2 separate regions of the Homo sapiens genome follow, and region 2 is linked to region 1. Evidence: chromatin loops called from intact Hi-C (ENCODE). Cell type or tissue: heart right ventricle. All regions are shown on one strand. Links, peaks and the distances in the headings refer to the core of each region. The heading gives the core; the rest is flanking DNA.

Evidence for each region. Peaks named below come from ENCODE experiments on the same cell type or tissue, not always from the same donor. Only the 100,000 strongest peaks of a DNase experiment are listed, where the experiment ranks them.
Region 2: a loop joins it to region 1, with 4 times the contacts of the local background. A loop is called at or near these places in 29 of 110 quality-filtered maps.

The regions. Positions count from the first base shown.
Region 1 is chr9:72,589,722-72,595,025 of GRCh38, forward strand. The region is part of intron 2 of TMC1 (transmembrane channel like 1); the gene reads left to right. Among named protein-coding and RNA genes, the nearest start is that of TMC1, 71 kb to the left of the region's middle. RefSeq lists an enhancer at 2,941-3,000. In heart right ventricle, for the core only: a CTCF peak has its summit at 3,209 (motif pointing left); no DNase peak of the experiment used is centred there; H3K27ac peaks cover 521 bases.
Region 2 is chr9:72,036,937-72,042,240 of GRCh38, forward strand. The region is part of intron 2 of LOC101927108 (a long non-coding RNA gene); the gene reads left to right. Among named protein-coding and RNA genes, the nearest start is that of C9orf57, 21 kb to the right of the region's middle. In heart right ventricle, for the core only: CTCF peaks have their summits at 2,195 (motif pointing right) and 2,404; DNase peaks (open chromatin) are centred at 1,625 and 2,205.

The DNA of each region.
Region 1 (5,304 bases), core at 1,827-4,326:
TCTTGAGTCAATTCTAACAGCATTGGCTGTGGGTTATAAAACCATAAAATTTTACAGCCAAAAACAACTTTAAAGGTCGTTTAGATGGAACTTCTTCATTTTGCAGATGAGGAAACTGAGAATCAGAGACAAAGTGACCTCAGGGCATTACAACTTACTATTACTATATTGAAAGAGGAAGGGAAGCTGGTGCAAGTTGAGGGACCCACTGATGAACTGCAGGGTATCCAATGTTGCCCCTGTGTTTGGGCTGAGGGAGAAGCAGCTTCTTAGCTTCTGCTATGCTGACTTATCTTGTGATCTCTGTCCCAGCCCTTGGCTGCCTCTCCTCCTTGTCCCCAGGCCTGCACCATTCCATCTGCCTCCTGATTATTCACTGACAGCTGCCTTTTCCCTCACCCTTTGTTCTCAGTTTTTAAAAATCCAATGGGGAGAAGCTTGGATTCAAATGATAGCATTTTCAGCTCATGAAAAATTCTATAACAAGTGTATTTGACCGTTTGATCTCTGGCTTCTCCCACACACTTGCCCTTTATACTCTGACAGCCATAAGCTTCATTTCCTTGAAGCAGATTGCAATTTCAATGGAAAGGAAATAATTGTGTAGCTTTCAAGCTGAGTTCAGTTCTAAAAAGGACTGAGCAAAGCTCAATCCTGGGCTATTGTAGAATCTTAGTCACTGAATCAGGCAGTGAAAGAGCTCTCTCCAAGCTTCATGGTTATGATCTTGAAAAACACCAGAGCTAGGTTCAAATTCCAGCCATACCATTTCCTAACTGTGTGATTTTGGCAAATCACACAAATACTTAAAATTCTTTCGACTCGGTTTCCTCTTCTGTAAAATGGGAACACTAATTAATGCTCACCTCAAAAGGTTGTTCATTCATTCAACACATATTCGTTGGGTGCCTCCTGTGTGTCAAACTGTTTCAGTCCAGTGAGGAAGATGGACATGAATCCAAGAGTCACCAAAAAAATGTAAAGTGGCACCTGTGATGAGTCACAAAGGGGAGGTATATGAGAAAGTGTGTGACAGTATCTAACAGGTGAGGGCATTATATAATTTATTGTTGCAAACAGGACATTTTTGAGCATGTAAGAGGGTGTGTTAATTGTCCTGGAACAACAGGCATAAATCAGGACTTTCTGGGCAAACTCAGGCCCTACCCCACTCTTACCTACCCTTAGTATAAGAGGGAAGGTTGGGAAAGGCTTTCCTGGGGAAGGGAAGAAGAAACTGAGATCCGCGGAATAAGTGAGGATTCCTAGGCAAAAAGAGGAAGACAGAGTGGTTTAGGCCAAGAGAGCAAACAGTGGTGCAAGACTCTAAGGCAGGACAAAGCATGGAGCCTGCAGAGAACAGACAGAAGGTCAGTGTGATGAAGATGGGAGGGGTGCGTGGCTTTAAACACAGGCCCCTTGCTTGTTGGTTTGCCCTGTAGGTGTTAAGAAATGAGGCTATATCAAGGTGAATTTTAAGTAGAGGTGGCACCTCTACTTAAGACCAGACTTGCAGCTTTAAACATCAGTCTGGCTGCAAGGCAGAATGGATTAGCATTGAGTAGTAGTTCTGGCCTTGGCTTTCCAGAGGAAACTTCTAAACAATATCAAAGCCTTGGTGTCACCCACAGAGATCCTGATTTAATTAGTTTAGGTTGGCTCCCAGTAGGTTATAAAGTGTGTCAGGATTGAGATTCACTGTAGAAGGAAGTGTGAATATGGAGAAGAATAATTACAAGGCTATTGCAGTAGCCCGGGTAAGAAGTGATGGAATAGGTTCATGGCAGTGGGTTTCTGAAGCAGTGGTTCTCAAACTGTAGTGGATTTGAGTATCACCTGGAAGTCTTATTTATTTATTAGAGATGGTCTCACACTGTTGCGTAGGCTAGAGTGCAGTGGTATAATCATAGCTCACTGCAACCTTGATCAGCCTTCATCTCCTAGGCTCAAGCAATCCTGCCACTTCAGCTTCCTGAGTAGCTGGGACTACAGGCATGGACCACCATGGCTATTTGTTTGTTTGTTTTTAATAGAGACAGGGTCTCACTCTGTTGCCCAGGCTGGTCTCAAATTCCTGGGCTAAAGCAAGCCTCTCTCCTTGGCCTCCCAAAGTGCTGGGATTATAGCCACTGCACCTTGGCACGGAAACCTTGTTAAAATGCAGATATCTGGGTATCATTGATTTAGTAGGTCGTGGATGGGGCCTGAGAATTTGCATTTCTGACAAATTACCTGGAGGCGCTAGTTGCTAGTTTAGAGATCACACTTAGCATCTAGTGGGTAGTGGTCAGGGATGCTGGTGAATATCATACAATACACAGAACAGCCCTTTTGCTGATCACTGATCGAGCAAAAAAACCATCTGATGTGGTAGATAACATCAACAGGATTTGATCAGCAGGGTAAAGGACAACTCCAGGACTCTTACAGTTTTCTGAATTTCACAACTAAATGACGAGTTTCACTATTCATTGACATTCAGGAGACAGCCCTACAGACCTGAGAAGATGGTGAAGTCAAAGCTACACATATATTTGAGGGTTACCTTTGAAACAGCTAAGAGGATACATCAAGCAGGAACATATATGTGGAACCTGGAAGGGAAGATCATTACAGATATAAACTTGGGGATCATTAAAGCCAGGAACTTATCAATGGCATCAGTCAGTTCTCTTTTCTTTTACTCTTATCATTGGTGTCAAAGCTCTGGCCTCTTTTTGTTGGTTCCACTCAGGTGCCGTGATCCTCCAGCCTCAGCACCTTGCTGTGAGCTCTCCTTGGGAGGCTGCCTCTCCCTCCTCCTTCAGAATTTACCCCCTACTTCTCCTTTGGGTCCCACCTCTCAGGCTTGGTCATGTGTGGCATTAGCAAGCAGGTGTGCGTGTTTCCTTCTGAAGCACAAATCAAAGCCATGGTTATGTATCTGTGGGATTATTTGCTAAATGGCCACCTCTCCTGCTAGATTCTAAGTTGCCTGCAGTGACTGGAGAACATCCCTAGGTATCAGATGCTCAATGTCTTACACTTATGGAACCGTCAAAGACAGCTGTTAAATGTCCAATGGGTCAGTTAGGGAGATGGTGGTTGTTAAAACTGTGATGAGTTCTCAGGAAGAGGGAGAAGCAGTTACCTTTGTGAAGCAGTTGTTGGTATTTACTTAGTAATGAGATTAAATTTCCTAGGACAGTGGGTGTGTGAACCAGCAATAGCGCCATCTGCTGGAAGTAAGTGATACAACAACTATTATCTTGACTAGGCTCAGGGCTGTTAAAACAGTATTGCTCTGGGAGAAAAGAATCATTTTTTTTAAGGTTAAAAATGTGAGTAAAATTCTTTAGAGTGAAGATAGAATTTCTTTTGAAATGGTTGGAAAAATTGGATAATTATTGAAAATAGTGTTCAGTTTTCAAAGAGGAGAGAAACCTTCAAGTCACTGTAATTAAGAGAAGTTTTATTGAAAGAACACATGGAATAAGGAAGTTAGATATCTCCACCCAAAACCAGCATTTCAGAAAACAGAAACAGGCAAAAATCTGGCGGAGTGTGGTGGCTCATGCCTGCAATCCCAGCCCTTTGGGAGGCCATGGTGGAAGGATCGCTTGAAGCCAGGAGTTTAAGAATAGCCTGGGCAACATAGTAAGATCCCCATTTTCTTTTTTCTTTTCTTTTCTTTTCTTTTTTTCTTTTCTTTTCTGAGACAGAGTGTTGCTCCTTTTGCCCAGGCTGGAGCGCAATGGCATGATCTCAGCTCACCACAACCTCCCGGGTTCAAGAAATTCTCCTGCCTTGGCCTCCTGAGTAGCTGGGATTACAGGCATGCACCACCACACCTGGCTAATTTCGTATTTTTAGTAGAGACGTGGTTTCTCCATGTTGGTCAGGCTGGTCTTGAACGCCCGATCTCAGGTGATCTGCCCACCTCGGCCTCCCAAAGTGCTGGGATTACAGGCATGAGCCCCCGTGCCCAGCCCCAAGACCCCCATTTCTATTTTAAAAAAAAAAAAGAAGAAGAAGAAGGAAAAGAAAAGAAAAATGGAAACAGGCGAAAACCTAGGCTTCTCAAAGACTGAAGGGTATTTTGGAACTGACTGGATATTGCTCATCTCTGGCTGGTTGTGTTGCAGCCTCGTTGGTGGCAAGTGCAGACCCTCAGTCAGTGACCTCCTTTGTTGCTCTTCCATCAAAGGGCCCCCTTCTCCTGCCCAGGCATGGTGTTACTAATATGGCGATGGTAGGGGCAGGGGCTGCATCTATGACGGGGAGAGGTATGAGAGTATACTCATCATTCTGCTGTTGTCTTTGTTAGTTTGTTTCTAATTTCTATTGTTGGGGAGAAAGATAAATTCTTCCCTAACCTCTTGGGATCTTCACCTGGGTCTAAGAATTAAATCACTGTAAGACAGGTTAACAGGAGAAAAATATATGAGTTTTATTGATTTTTACATGTACGCGGAGACCCTCATGAGACAGCAGAAGACCTGAAGAAATGGACAAAGCAGAAAGCTCTAATACCTTTTAGACAGAGAAACCATAAATTCATGAAGAGCTGACAAGACAAAGGGGTTTGGGCCAGTGGCAGTAAATTGTGGGAATTCACTAGGGAGGTGTAAAGATAGAGGAAGATAAGGGATAGTTTAGAAAGTTTATTTGTACAGCTCCATTGCAGCATCAACTCCCAGTCAATGGTGATAAGAGTTATTTTCTTATTCTGGTACAGGGAGGGCAACTTTCTTAAATAAATCTTTTTGGCTTACGACAGGTAGAAGAGGGCAGATCACATAGCCCTTTCCGGCATCTGCTGTTTCTCAGGTGACTTTAGCTCAAAATAATCAACATGCCACATCAGCAAATTTTGGGGTGACATGGCCTGTTTCGCTATGATAATGGGAAAGAAATCAGACTTTTTAACTTTGAATTAGAAAACACAAACTTTGACTATGTCCCACAATTTATGTGACTGATTTCATATTCTATCACATCTATTTTATATTCTCTCATATTCTCCTCATGAATTTTCCCCTAGAATGTTGGGGGAATTTTGAAATGACTTGGGGGGCATGCTACAATTCGAAAAGGAGAGAGACATACTCTCCAATTCTCTCCCTGCCTGCCTCACAATGTGCAGCTCTCCTCTGCTTCTTCTTCTTCTTTTTTTTTTTTTTGAGACAGCGTCTCACTCTGTCACCCAGGCTTGAGTGCAGTGGCGCAATCTTGGCTCACTGCAAGCTCCGCCTCCCAGGTTCAAGTGATTCTTCTGCCTCAGCCTTCCGAGTAGGTGGTACTAGAGGTGTGTGCCACCACGCC
Region 2 (5,304 bases), core at 1,038-3,537, 550 kb before region 1:
ATATTATGTTAATTGGATCTGGGGAACAGAAAGTAGCAAAGACTGTGGATGTTCTAGTTAGACATATGGGGTCCAAGATAAAATGAAAAAGATTCAGGGGGCTGCTGTATTGGTGAAGTTATTAGGGGCCCAGTTGTTAGAGATATGCTGGGACACCCACATATCTCCAGGAGAGAAAGAAATCATAGCATCGTGTACCCTCCACCACAAAGAGGATTAGTGGTTGTTCAGCATCTTTGGATTTCAGATGCAGCCAATTTTGAGTGGAGACCAGGGCAAGAAAGGACTTTATAGCAGGTTAGAGTCGTGCTGCAGTCTGCCCTGAGTCTTGTGCTAAATGACCCAGCAGGCCTAATGGTGCTAGAGGTACCCATGGTGGAAAGGATGCTGCTCAGTCTCCGGCAAGCTCCAATAGGGGAGGCACAGCAGAGACCCACAGTATTCTGGATACAGTCATGCCTTCTGAAGCAGAGAACCATGCACTATAGGAAAAGAAGCTCGATGAGGGTTATTGTGCCATTGTAGAGACTGAGTATCTAACTATAGGTTGTCAAGTGGCGATGAGAATGGAGATGCTCACCACGGATGGGGCATCGTCATAACCACTGAATCATAAGGAACTTTCGTAATTTATTGTATGATGAAAAATCGTTCATAAGGATCAGGCCCAAGCAGCTCCAGAGGGTATGTCACTTTTGTGGCACTAATGCCTCTTCCTCAGTTCACACACATGGCCTTACAACAGCTTCTGGATGATCCAGTGGTGGAAGAGGAAAACTCTTGCATCTGGTTCACAGATGGTTTGGCTTAGCATATGAAGGGAAGGAGAAAATGGACAGTTGCCACATTATAGTCTCATTCAGTATTGACCTTAAGGACAGAGTGTGGGGGAAATCCTCTCAGTGGACAGAGCTGCAACCGGCACACTTGGTTGTTCACTGTGTATGGAAGAAGTGGCCCGAGATTCAGATATGCATAGACTTCCGGCTAGGGGAGGATGGCATGGTTTGTTGACCAAGGGTGTGAAACTAGCAATATTAGAAGATTGGTGACATGTGGATTGCTATAGTACAGATGTTTGTGTCTCCTGAAAATTCACATGTTAAAACCCAGCGTCCAAGGTCATGGTATGAGAAGGTGGGGCCTTTGGGAAGTGATTAGGTAATGAAGGGGATTAGTGCCTTTATAAAAGAGACCCCAGAGAACTGGCTAGCCCTTTCTATCATGTGAGGACACAGTAAGAAGCCAACATCTGTGAACCAGGCAGCAAGTCCTCACAAGAAACGAGTTCCTGGGTTAGGTGTTTTCCATAAGGTACTTTTTTTTTTTTTTTTATAGAGTCTCACTCTGTTGCCCAGGCTGGGGTACAGTGGCATAATCTCGGCTCACTGCAACCTCCGTCTCCCAGGTTCAAGCAATCCTCCCAACTCAACCTCCCAAGTAGCCAGGATTACAAGCATGCACCACCACACCTGGCTAATTTATTTTTATTTTCATTTTTAGTAGACACAGGGTTTCACCAGTTTGGCCAGGCTTGTCTCCAACTCCTGACCTCAAGTGATCCGCCGGCTTTGGTCTCCCAAAGTGCTGGGATTACAGGCATGAGCCAACGCGTCTGGCCTTTCATAAGGCATTTTATTTAATTATCAGAACAATTACATGAGTAAATATTACAATCACAACAATGTTGATGAGAGAAGTTAGGCAACTTGCCAAGCTAGTCAGCTGGGTGGCTAGGATAGAATCCAGCTGTGGTCCTCAACAGTGCAAACACAATTCCCACTTGTTTTTTGAACTTAAGAGCTATGTAGCCTACTGGGTCAGGTGAATTTACTAGGACTCAGGAATCATCTTCCCTCATCTTCACTCCTTATTTTTTAACCTACATTTTACACTTTGTCCTCCTCAGTCAGACTGCTAACCTCCTTCACAGGCCGTGTTATTGAGTAGCTAGGATTACAAGCGCTCACCTCCATGCCCAGCTAAATTTTGTTTTTTGGTAGAGATGGGATCTCGCTATGTTGCCCAGGCTGGTCTCGAACTCCTGGGCTCAAGCGATCCTCCCGCCTCAGCCTCCCAAAGTGCTGGGATTACAGGACTTAAAGAGACAGTAAGTAGAACATCTTGGCCTGATAGGTCCAGGAAAAGAGCCAGGGCAACTATCAGCTTGGACTGTAGAGTGCAGTTACCACAATTGGCCACCAGATGGCAGAAGCACTCAGGGAATCGCGTCGGGAAGGCAAAGGATGTGCTGAAGGGCTTAGGGGAAGCCTCAGGCCCGAGATCCAGAGGTTAGCGCGTTCTCAGCAGGGAGGGCCAGTTGTTCAGGTAAATATAATTCAGACAGCTAGAATATGGGATGCGCTGGTGAGATTCAAACAGGCCCACTTTGGTTCTACCAGAAAGAGAAATAGGGAGAGTGAGCTGGAGATGGGATCATTGCAACAGAACGTTTCAAATGCTCAAGATCAAAACACAACATAAATAAGCTGGGAAACAGGCTGGATGCGCTCTGCAGGCAGGATGAGAACGAGAACGGGTGATTGGCATTCGAAGACAAGGTTGAGCTGTGAGTGAAATTCAGGGTAGGCTGAGCATCCAGAAGGGAGTGAACCTTGGTTATGCCTGGGACCATCTGCCCCATAGATGACCGTGTAGCGGACCGTATTTCATAGAAATGGCCCTAAACACATTTTGGGTCATATGTTTCCCAGAAGCTTAGTACTTCCCCGACAAGGGGTAGAGTCTAGGTACTCTCCCTGTGAGCCTGGGCAGGGCTTCCTGACTGCCTCAACTAACAGAGCACAGTGAAAGTGACATATATGACTTTCAAGACTCAGTCATAAACACGGTGCAGTTTCTGTACGGCTTCCTCTCTCTCAGGACCCTCACTTAAAAACCCCGAGCTACCATGTGAGGAGCCAGGCTACCTGGAAGCTGCCATGTTAGAAACGATGTGGAAGGATCACATATGTTGGGGCTCAGAAAATAATACCCCAAAATGGAGACCTCAGAAGCAGAAGTTTTTCTCTGTCACTCTCCTGCCCTCCTATCTCTCAGTCACATTCTCCCCTGAGGCCAGCCAAGGAAACGAACATCCCTCTTCCCCAACATGGGTTACAGCAGCGGTCCCCAGTCTTTTTGGCACCAGGGACCGGGACTAGTTTCATGGAAGACAATTTTCCCACGGAGTGAGGTGGGGATGGTTTCAGGATGAAACTGTTCCATCTCAGACTATTAGGCATTATGTAGATTCTCATAAGGAGCACGCGACCTAGATCCCTCCCATGTGCAGTTCACAATAGGGTTTGGCCTCCTGCGACAATCTAATGCCACCACTGATCTGACAAGAGGCAGAGCTCAGGCGCTAATGCCTGATCACCCACACTCACCTCCTGCTGTGTGGCCCGGTTCCTAACAGGCCATGGACCAGTATCGGTCAGTGGCCCTGGCATTGGGGACCCCTGGGTTATGTGAAACCAGAACTCCTTTTCCCTAAAGCTAGTCATAAAACCTAAAAATATTACTCTAATCTACCCCTCTGCCTTTCTGTATAAAAACTGGCCATAAAGAAATTATTTGGCTTATCTTGTTTGACTCTTGGTCATAAGACCCCCATTTCAGAGATGATCCTGCCCCATATACAGAAGGAAAGAATACTGCACAGAGAAGCCAAGAAGAATCTAGACAGACAGGCCTTACTCAGTCTATCGGCATTAGATCATTCCATTTTTGTCTAATCATATTTCCACATAGTCCATACTGTATTGGACCTAAGCAATAAAATGGACAATGTCCCCTGTATTTTTGAATCTTCATTCTAAAGGCTCCCACTATAATAATAGTCCTATACATAAAATAGTATGTATATGATTACCAAGAAATATAAAAATATTTTTAAAAGATATAATACATGTGCTTCTTTAATAATGTATTAAATAAGATAAAGTGTTGCCTATAATAACTACTGTAACTTTCAAGTGTTGGTGAGCATAAATGATATTTGGAGGTATCTGCACAACTGTGATAAAACAAACTTATTGGCCGGGTGTGGTGGCTCACACCTGTAATCCCAGCACTTTAGGAGGCTGAGGCGGGCAGACCACGAGGTCAGCAGATCGAGACCATCCTGGCTAACACAGTGAAACCCCGTCTCTACTAAAAATGCAAAAAATTAGCTGGGCATGGTGGCGGGTGCCTGTAGTCCCAGCTACTCGGGAGGCTGAGGCAGGAGAATGGCGTGAACCAGGGAGGTGGAGCTTGCAGTGAGCCGAGATTGCACCACTGCACTCCAGCCTGGGCTACAGAGCGAGACTCTGTCTCAACAACAAACAAAAACCCAAAAACAAACTTATTGCTATTTTTTTGGTAACAAAGTCACAGGTACTTCTAATATTTTCATGGCTTGCTGCTTTTATGCATTATGGAAGGAAAAGCTATGTTTCAGTTAGAAATGGGCGAAAATAAAGGAATAGTATTTTTTTTTCCCATCAAAGTTCATGGACAACTTCCCCTACATTCCCCAACTCCCACTGTTGAGAACCATGGGAAGCGGGTGCTTGCAAGGATCTCAGGGAATATTAACCAAGCCTGTCTTTGCAGACGGTGGAAGGGAAGGGAGTGACATTTGGTCCTTGCCCAAGGTCACATGGCTCTTTGGTGGCAAGGCATTTCCCTAAGTGTTCCCCTGCTCCTTTCCATTGTCTTTTCATTCTCCTTCCAGTACATCTGTCTGCTTCTCTCTTTCTCCATGGCTTTTTCTTCTTCTATGACTCTTCCTAGTCATAAAATGAAATGGAGATCTTTAAAACCAAAGCCATGTGTACACTCACTGCTTTCTCATTCTTATCCACAATTCCAGAGTTTTTTTATTGGGCCTCATTGTTCTCATTTACATCCTGTGACTTTTCACATGAGCCCTCTGCTTAGATCATAAATCCGTGTACATTCCTATATCTCACCCCAAGAACACGCTGCACTCTTGGTGGTGCACTCTTTTTTTTTTTCCATGTGTCTACATTAGCGTCTCTTTCACGTGCGGTCTGAGAACTACTTTTAGCAGAATCACCTGGCCCTCTGCCCAGCCTCATGACTACATGGGGGTGGGTGTTGAAAACTTGCATTTTATTAAGCTTCACTGACTGGTCTAATGGCTCTGAATGTTTGCGAAACACAGACCTGAGTCCTGCCCTTCCTGAAGGGCCACACTAGTTCCACCGACACTAGTTATTCTTTTTTTTTTTTTTTTTGAGACAGAGTCTCGCTCTGTCACCCAGGCTGGAGTGCAGTAGCGCGATCTTGGCT